2 separate regions of the Homo sapiens genome follow, and region 2 is linked to region 1. A link is a contact called in ENCODE Hi-C or POLR2A ChIA-PET data. All regions are on one chromosome and are shown on one strand. Each heading gives the region's core, a stretch centred on a gene start or an enhancer-like site at or near the end of the contact. The rest is flanking DNA. Distances are from core to core; before and after follow the strand shown.

What was found. A loop is a pair of places that touch in the nucleus more often than their neighbours do. ChIA-PET counts read pairs that join two places held with the same protein, here RNA polymerase II (POLR2A). Pooled maps may share reads with other maps.
Region 2: a map of Calu3 shows a loop between it and region 1 (5-fold over the local background). The contact joins two enhancer-like sites. A Hi-C loop is called at or near these places in 6 of 168 maps with a recorded cell type or tissue (Caco-2, Calu3, gastrocnemius medialis and 3 more), 2 of 37 single-sample maps with no recorded cell type and 4 of 50 pooled maps. POLR2A ChIA-PET finds 5 or more read pairs at or near these places in 1 of 52 experiments (T-cell).

Annotation. Positions count from the first base shown.
Region 1 is chr5:55,931,114-55,935,803 of GRCh38, forward strand. IL6ST (interleukin 6 cytokine family signal transducer) reads right to left here. Exons shown (of 17, transcript NM_002184.4): 17 at 3,982-4,690. Among named protein-coding and RNA genes, the nearest start is that of IL6ST, 62 kb to the right of the region's middle. Within about 2 kb of position 2,476, at least 4 of the 41 ENCODE cell types and tissues checked have a DNase peak (open chromatin) inside an H3K27ac peak, as active enhancers do.
Region 2 is chr5:56,850,328-56,855,193 of GRCh38, forward strand. All of the region lies in intron 1 of MAP3K1 (mitogen-activated protein kinase kinase kinase 1), which reads left to right. Among named protein-coding and RNA genes, the nearest start is that of MAP3K1, 37 kb to the left of the region's middle. RefSeq lists a silencer at 714-893. Within about 2 kb of position 2,053, at least 4 of the 41 ENCODE cell types and tissues checked have a DNase peak (open chromatin) inside an H3K27ac peak, as active enhancers do.

The sequences.
Region 1 (4,690 bases), core at 1,226-3,725:
CCAGTCCTGAAATACAAGTCTCATTGTAACAATAAGAATTATAGTTTAGTCTGACCCAGAGAACTGAGGCAACATTGATTTGAAAACAGTTTGTGCACACTGCTGGCTCTCCTGGTCACCAGCTCATGCCTGCACGACAAAATTCTACAGAAGATGCTTTTCCTCCAGGAAGGCATCCCGATGAGCACAGCTTTTTGCCCGAACATAAAATGTTTTCTGAAAAATCTTTCCCCAAAAAAGAGGGAGTGCTTTAGTAAAGTACTTACAAAGTTTCTCATATCACAGTTTCTCTCTTCTTATTTATTTATTTATTATTTTTCTGAGACAGATTCTCGCCCTGTCACCCAGGCTGGAGTGCAGTGGCATGACCTTGGCTCACTGCAGCCTCCGCCTCCCGGGTTCAAGTGATTCTCCTGCCTCAGGCACCCAAGTAGCTGGGATTACAGGTGCCGCACCACCACGCCAGGCTAATTCTTGTATTTTTAGTAGAGACGGGGTTTCACCATGTTGGCCAGGCTGGTCTCAAATTCCTGACCTCAAGTGATCTGCCCACTTTGGCCTCCGAAAGTGCTGGGATTACAGGCGTGAGCCTCTGTGCTTGGCCTCTCTTCGTTATTTAAACACAAAAGTTCTGTTTGCGAAAGACCCATTCACTAAAATGACCTCATCCAATGTTAATTTTTAATTTTGAGAATCACACGGAGATCACCAGAAGGAACTGGCATAAAAGGAGACAAGGGATTTAGTCATTATTCCTGGGATATGATCTCAATATTAACTAGGTTAGATTTCAGTGTAAAGTTTTTTAAAGACCATTTTAAAAAGCAAAATGGTAACAGGTTACATTACTGGGATGGGGGGAAAGTCTCTTAAGATAAAAGTGGATACTTAAGGCTTGAATACTGTTTTCCACGACAGCATTGTCTGCTGTCTCTCACACAACTAGATGGAAATGTTAGGAACGAGCTCCCAAAACCTGTGCCTATGATTCACAAAGGGGATCTGGTAATGACGAGGAAGGACCTCAGTGTCCAATTGCAAGTGAAGAGTTGCATGGAACTATCTTCATAAAGTACGAGTGAACAAAATCAATTCTATATTTCTGCATTGTTCCACATCATCTTATTTAAAATATGGATCATAGGCAGACATCTGACTATTTAATCAACATCTGTAAAGCTCACACAGTTAAGCTGTCCAAAAACTTTTCTTGGGATCTTCTCGTTGAGGAATTGGGGGATTGTTTTATACTGGGAGCTGCCTGGTGTTTGGCCAGGGGTTGGTCGTAGCCTGGTTTGTAGGGCCTGAGCCTACTTGCACTTTCTGATGTGTTCTTAAGGCGGAGCCTGATCCTGGTTCACTCCGTCTTCCTCACTAGACAGTAACTTCCCAAAGGGCAGGGCCGTCCTTTTATAACCCACAAACCCAGCGTTTTCTCCTGTGCTGTTGGAAAGTTTGCTGGCCCCTCTTCTCTGGACCTCATTTTCCTCGTCCAGGATGAGGAGTTTGGATAAAATGATTTAATAAGGATCCATCTGACTTTAATTTTCTCTAAATTTTTGCTTTTGGATTGAGTATATATTTTGCTTCAAATGAAAGCTCTTGCCAAGGCACGGTGGTTCAGAGATGTAATCACAGCACTTTGGAAGGCCAAGGATGGAAGATAGCTTGAAGCCAGGCATTTGAGACCAGCCTGGCCAACAAAGTGAGCCCGTGTCTACAAAAAAGAAAAAAGAAAAATTAGCCGGGCATGGCAGTGCTGCCTGTAGTCTGAGCTACTTGAGAGGCTGAGGTGGGAGGATTGCTTGAGCCTGGGCAACAGAGCAAGACTCTCTCTCTCTTGGTTGGGGGAAGCTCTTGCCTGTAGCCAGGGTGGGATGGGAATCAGGAAATGATCCCAGGTTTGAGATGCGAAGGAGGCAGATTCCTGACTGCCTATGGCACTGTGCAACTCTGGATTAGAAGAAACCTGAGACACATTTTAAACATTTTTTAAAATTAAAAATAACTTGTTTATTCACCCACTTACCTGTTCATATAAGCAAGCTCTGCCAAACACCGAGCACTATGCTGGGCCAGGAGAGGACTGAGCTGGGGCCCTCTCTCCAGAGGCCCAGCAGTAGGTGCCAGGATATAGAAGGCCCTTAACTCAGGGGGAAGGAGAGAGAAGAATGGAAGATTTCCCTCAAGAGGGTATCTATTTGAGTTGATTTTTGGTGAACCAGTAAGAATTTCCCAGCTTAACAGGGACTGGGGACTGGAGAACATTCTAGGGGAGGAAATCATGTGCATGGGCTAGGTTAGAAGAAACTCAGTATGTTCTGGAAACTATAAAGTGTGCAGCTGGGGGGTTGGAAAGGTCCAGCGAGGCCCCAAAAGGACAGAAAGCAAATGTGGGGAATGAGGTCAGCACAGCGGGGCAGCAGCAGGCAGCCCCTCTGGGAGTGGCAGGAGATGGAGAGGAGTGGCTGGCGGCACCGTGAAGGTGAGGCAGGCTGGAACGGGTGCTCGCGCTAGGCAGCGGGCCCGGGGAAGTCTGTGGACAGAACCACCTGGGGTAGGACCGTGGTCTGAGCACCCAGGAAAAGCCCCTGCCGGAGATCCTCCTGTCACTAGTTGCCATGGGCTAGATTCCACCATTAGAGGAGTCTTTCTTTGGCCAAAAGAATGAGACTCCAGGGGTCGTGTGAGGGTGCATTCTCAGGAAAGTGGGACACATTGACCTCTTTTGCAGGGGTTGCTCTATAGGGTCAGAGCAAATGTATGTGCTAGTAGGGGTGGGGAGCCAGCCTCGGAGTAAACCTTGAGGGCATAAGGAGAAGTACTGCTCTGGGCTCGAGGCTCAGTTAGGACACTTCAAGGTAGGCAATTGCAGGGGGCTGCTTGAGGGCACAAGGTGCCCCATATTCACAAATAAGGGTGGTGGGGAGGGAGATGAGGGGAAGAGAAACTCAGAAGAGTTTGAAGGGCCTGGGAAGCAGGTGTGCATTCTCCTTAAGCTAGCCTGGGCATGACGTCATCAAGAATTTTGCTTAAGTGGTTGGGTACAATTGGTGTACACATCAAAGAATGCGGACTTTGGATCAGGTTGGAGTTGGAACTCCACTGTTTGTCAACCACATGACCCCGGGCAAGTTATTCAACCTCTTGGAGGCTGCATTTGTAAATGGTGCTGGTATTTACCTCATAAGTTTCTAGGATTTCATAACCCACAGTAAACACTTCATAGATGGCATATATTTGCTCACCTTTGGACACCCTGCTCCGGCATGTGGCCCCCAGCAGGTGATCAGAAAGGTCTGCCGGTTCATTTGAAGAGGAGCGGCCCCTCACCCCCAGCAGCAATGTCTAGTCTCGATTCTGACCGTGGCAGTTAAAAGTTTCTTGGAGGTCCTTTCCTAGGCACTGATGCTGGCTGGGTAGCCCTGGTGTTCGTATGTCTAGATTGAACAACTGGCAAAATCCACACTGACTTTGACCTGAAGAGTGGCTGACTTTTCATTCTCAGAACGCTTATGCAGAATTATGGTTTCTATTGTCAGAATCTCAGTGCCTTTTTATTTAAATATTCCCCTTCATGCCATTCCTTTAAAAGCATTATCCCTCTCATAAAGCTTATAGAGCCTATTTCCAAGAATTTTCTATAAATTCATTTAAAAGCTATCATTAGTCAACAGGCTGCTTCTGACTACAGGCAAGACTGCAGGGAAAACCTTTTCCTACGGGGAAGGGACCCAGATGTATACTTAATAGTTGTGTCTTGGACCTGTTACTAAGTGAAGATTGTTCTAGGAAAGTAGGCCTGGACTGAGGTATTAGATTTCTAATCAACAGGCTGGTCTCATTCAGAGTTTGAACCAGCACTCTGGGGGAGAAACCACTTGTGGCCGTTGAATTACTCTGGCTAGCCTGTCTCAGAAAGACCATCCACAGCCAGGGCTAATGAGACAGTTGAAGAAAGAGAAATACTTTACCTGAGGGTTTTGGTTTTTTTTTGGCTTTTATTTTTGTGTGTGTGGATTACCACCATATAGCTCACCATGTTATCCCAGAAAGACTACAATTTCATACAGAATGCACAGATGTTTAAATAAAAAGCCATTTAAGTGAGGGGATAATTCTCACTAAAAAAAGCTCAAAAATAAGAAATGACAATTCTAGATACACTTTTTTGACATGTAAAATGACATAACCATAGTCACAGGGAATAAAGAATCAGGTTTGAATGTCCACAGGTTTCTAAAACTAAGCTCTGGCTTCGTATCTGTTGAAAATCTTTAGCGGTTGGGGAAAATAGCTATATTTAAAAACAAATATTGAATTTTGAGTTGAAAGGTACATTTTCCTCCCTTGATGGAGACAGAACTTTTCTATGGAGAACCCAAGCAGCCTTTCCATGATCTTACTAAGTTGTCCAAGAGCCAACCCCGATCAGCAGCAACAGGACTCAAGCTGTTCACCCTGCTTTCGAGTTGGCTGAGCTTCCTGCTGCTTTCACACATTCTTCTTTTTCTACCTCAGTTCCTCTTTGCTTGTAGTCTTTCACTCCATTAACTTGCCCAAGCACTGGACTTAAGTATGGAAGAGCCTATACGCAGTTGTAATATATTTCGTATTTTGAAAGTGTAGAAGTTTGTATTAATTTAAAAAGAAAAAGCTTAAATGGAAAGTTAAGCAATCCTGAACAAGA
Region 2 (4,866 bases), core at 803-3,302, 920 kb after region 1:
CTTGGACACCAAGAGAATCAAGATACGGAAATCTTAATTTATACCTAAGGTTAAATCTCATTAATTTCCAGAAAGGTTTTCTACGATCGTTATAGTCTTAGTTGCCTCTATTGCAGTGAAATGCTCTAATAATGAAGAGAATTAATATGCTTCTTTAATTATTATAATTAATCAAATCGTCACTGTTGTAAAAACTTACAAAACTTGTTTGGATTATTATCAAATAGGTATCAGCACAGGTGCTGACTTCTTGTAAAAACAAACTTAGACTGGGCAGTGAACACTCATAGCAGCAGAGAGTACAGCTCTTGAATCAAACCTGTGGGGGTTTGAATCTGGCCCTGCCACTCACTTACAAACTGTGTTACCCTGGGCATAACCCAGCCTCCCCAAGCCTCCGATGGAAAAGACCTCACAGGGTTGCTGGAAGGGTGCAGTAAATTCATACATGTAAAGCACCTAATCCATTGTCTGGCATGTAATATAATTTTTCTGTGATGACACTCTGGCAGTTATTTCTCCATATCGCTGGTTGTTGACAAACATAATATTTCCTTCCTAAGGATGAGCCATTTAATAAATAACTTAAAAATTACAGTAGACTGGTAGGATTCTTTTTGTTTGTTTATTTTTTTGGACATGGAGTTTTGCTCTTGTTGCCCAGGCTGGAGTGCAATGGCGCAATCTCAGCTCACCGCAACCTCAGCCTCCTGGGTTCAAGTGATTCTCCTGCCTCAACTTCCCTACTAGCTGGGATTACAGGCATGCGCCACTATGCCCGGCTAATTTTGTATTTTTAGTAGAGATGGGGTTTCTCCATGTTGGTCAGGCTGGTCTCGAACTCCCAACCTCAGTTGATCTGCCTGCCTCGGCCTCTCAAAGTGCTGGGATTACAGGCATGAGCCACCGTGCCCGGCCAGGATTCTATTTTTGAGTGTTTATGAAATGTCCCCTGTGTGCCAGGCATTGTGCAGAACTAGTGTTTTAGTCAGACTATTTGAGGTTGCAGGGAACAGAGATGGGTTAAAATTTATTTCATTCCAAATTAAAGAATCCACCAAGAAGTTTCCTCCATTGCAGCATGTACACTTGGCCCGTGGAGAACTAGTCATTCATTATCCAGGGGTGGTATAAAAGTGGCTGTCATCATCTAACAGCTTATCAGGGGACCCGTGTACAACTTGTTAGGTTGACTTTTGTTGCTTCTGCATCCCTGTCTTTCTTCTAATTTCTCTCTCTTCTCCCTTATTTCTGTCTCAGTGTTTCTACTTATTACCTTGCTCTGTTTCCGTGTTAAGTGCCACTCTTCCTGCAGTAACACTATTTGTGTGTTTTACTTTCAAACTCTCAGGGAGAGAGCTGACTCAGGCGTACAATACCGTTCAGTACAGAAGGTCATTGGACCAAGGAACATTCCTGGACCAGGCAGCTGTGGAAGCTGGGATGGATTCAGATGTATAAAGCACCTTAAGCATTAGCCACCACCCTTAGGACTGGGCAGACCCTTCGCTTCCCAGAAAGGGGCAGTATGTCAGGTCACTGGGCAGTGTGATAGAACAATGAATAAGAGGGAACTTGTCCTGGAAGAGCTCACAATGTGGAGAGGGAAGCAGATACTTAAACATATACTTAATTTTATGATATATTGTAGTTAATATTTACCATGCAGCGGGAGAGCAGCTAACTGCCGTAGAATGGTGGTAGGAAATTCTTCATTGAAGCCATATTGAGATGGCAAAGGGTATTCCTGGCAGGGAAAAAAAAAAAAAAGTCATCTGCAGAGACGGGAGTAAAATATCATGGTATATTTATGAAGTTTTTTTGTGCTATGAGAAGAGGGCCATAGTTGGTATTTAAGGGGCTCCAGGAAGAAGGTCTAATTTATGGTACTGATGAAGATGATTAGACATAGAACCAGGAGAAAAAGACCTCATAGAAGAGTAGAGGAGAGACCTACAAGAGAGTTAGCACAATCAACAGTGGCTGACACCACATTATAAGGGGAGGACTGACTACAGTTTCCCTGAGAAGGGACCCTTGAAGCATCTTGGTTTTTAACAGGTGAGTTTTGTAGGTCTAGGAAGAGTCTAGCACTAGAAACCTAACCTCAGGGAGTAAGCGTTCTTGAAGTTCTGTGTCAGGTCACAAATTCATTCTTAGGAATGTCTAGAAACCAAAACCAAGAAACCTCATGTTTCCTAAATAAACAGGAAATGAAGATAAAGCTTGATCTGTAATAGTGCTTAAGTTTCTCTTATTTTTCTGACCACAATTTTATTTATTTTTAAGTCTTCAAGGTAGTTTCTCAAAACACATTGTTTAGCTGAAATCTGTTATTTTTTTAAGGTCAAAAGTGTATACACTATTATTTAAAATAGGTATGTTTCTGGGTAATGTTTGGCAAAAATAACTCCCCGAAACATTCACGTTTAACCAACATGAGTTGGAGATGGCTCTCATCTCCCAGTGACTTCACAGCTATCTGTTTAGATTAGCTTTGGTTAAAAAAAGATTTTTTTCCTGCTATGGCTGTGATATCTTAATTGGATGATAAATCACTGCTATATACATACATACATACACACACACACTCATCTAGTAAAAATGAAAACCCTATATATGCCTGGCTTATGGAAGATTATATGTTAGGATTATAACAAAAACAATACAAGTATGTAAAAAAATTTTTCACAGTTTGGTTCTGTTTCAGAGAGAAATTAAACAGAGTAGATGTGATTTATTCGTGGCAAATACAATAGGATTTACTATATATTTCATTGATTCAAAGATCCCAGTGGTTGTAAGTTGTACCATTATTTTATATACTATGAAGGAAATAACACCTGCCAGTTAAATTATAATAACTTTTGATTGCAAGAGGCATTCATATTTCAGATATTAAAATGTGAAAAAATACACATTTTAAAATTAATGACATGTAATTATTACAAAGAGACTAGGAAAAACACTTTGGTTTATATTTGCAGATTAATTTAGGAACAGTGAAAATTGTTCTGAACAACATCTAAATTGCAAATTTAGTCTTAATTAAATACAGAATTATAAAAAAAGTTAATAAGAATAGTCATTAAAATTTAAAACTGGGAAGGCTGTAGGACTGCCAGAGTTAATAAGTGATCATTCACTTAATATATGTTCATACTTATTATGAGCCAGACATGCTTAGATGTTAGGTGTATAGATGGCGATAACACGTGGTCCCCTCACTCATGGAGCTTACAGTTCATAAGAGAGGAACAGTTTGCAAACTGCATTAACCATGTTAAAGGAAAAATACAAGTGCTGTGAAAGAATGGAACTGGGAGTTCTTAATTGAAATTGGGAAAGTCTCTGAGGAGTTGAGGAAAATCTAGAGAGTGGGTAGAAATTAGGTAAAAAGTAGACAGAGAAGGAAGCAGCCTGTCCAGAAGCCCTGAGTAGGAAAGATCTTGGGGTTATTGAGGCAGTGAAGAAGGGGGGTTGCAGGTCTGATGACAGGAATTGAGGTGAGACCACGAGGTGCAGGGCCACTTAGGTTGGGCTAAACATTTTGGATTTTAGTCTAAGCCCGGGGGGAACCACTAGAGCATTTTAATGGAGGAAGTAACCCTGGCTGCACTGTGAAATCTGGGTAAGATTCAAAGTTAAAGAAGCCTCGTTAGGAGCCTGTTGCTAGTTCAGAGCAGGTTTAAGAGCAGCTTGACCTGGATGGGCGTGTGAATGGAAGACATATTTTTTAGAAGATTATTTGACAATATTATCAAAAGTCTTCATTTGTGTACATTTTTAACCCAGCATTTCCATTTCTAGGTGTTTATTCTAAAGAAATAATTTAGGCCAAATGTGGTGTAATCCCAGCACTTTGGGAGGCCGAGGTGGGTGGATCACCTGAGGTCAGGAGTTCGAGACCAGCCTGACCAACATGGTGAAACCTCATCTCTACTAAAAACACAAAATTAGCCAGGCGTGGTGGCACATGCCTGTAATACTAGCTACTTGGAAGGCTGAGGCAGGAGAATCACTTGAACCTGGGAGGCGGAGGTTGCCAGTGAGCCTATTGCACCATTGCACTCCAGTCTGGGCAACAAGAGCTAAACTCCATCTCAAAAAAAAAAAAAAAAAAGAAAGAAAAAAGAAAAAAATAATCTCATAGTCCTTAAACATAAATAAGGTAAAACGAAATTTAAAAAAGAATCTCAGATGTGTGTAAAAGTTCAGCTACTAGAATGCTCATCCCTATTATTTATGATAAAAGAAATTGGTCTAAAAGATGACAGTATTTTCAAACAAGTGGAAAGGAAAGAGACACATTAGACTTTAAGGAGGCCATGCCATCCAGAAAGATTTGTTTAGACAAGGAACATCCTTTGTGTGTTTGACTCAGGGCCAGGAACAGAAACTGAAAATCCATAGCAGAGAAGAGATACTCCTGAAACAGATTTGGGGGAAGAGAGATAGCTAGGACCAGAGGAAAGACTATCAAGCACCTTGGTCTAGGAGTGCAGGAGTTTCTGGTATAAAAATGCACTGCAGTTCCACTGTGAGGCTTATTTTTTGGAACTAGCCTGGGAACCAAACCACCTCTTGCAACATTGTTACTGGAGGGGGAAAGCGCTTTTAATACTAAAGACTTGGAAGTGAATTTTTATTATGCAGTCACCACATAAATTCAGTTGCCTACAAAGCTGAGCCTCCTGGAATACCAACTGAGCAGGATGGACTTTTTTGGAAGACACTTTATCCCCTGTGTTCTTCACCCCTACCTCTCTTTCTCTGCCTTCCTCTCCCTCCTCCTTTTTCTCCTCCTCCTTTCTTCTCTGCCTTCTTCCCTTCTCTCCATCCCCCCTTCCTCTTTCCTTCTTTCTC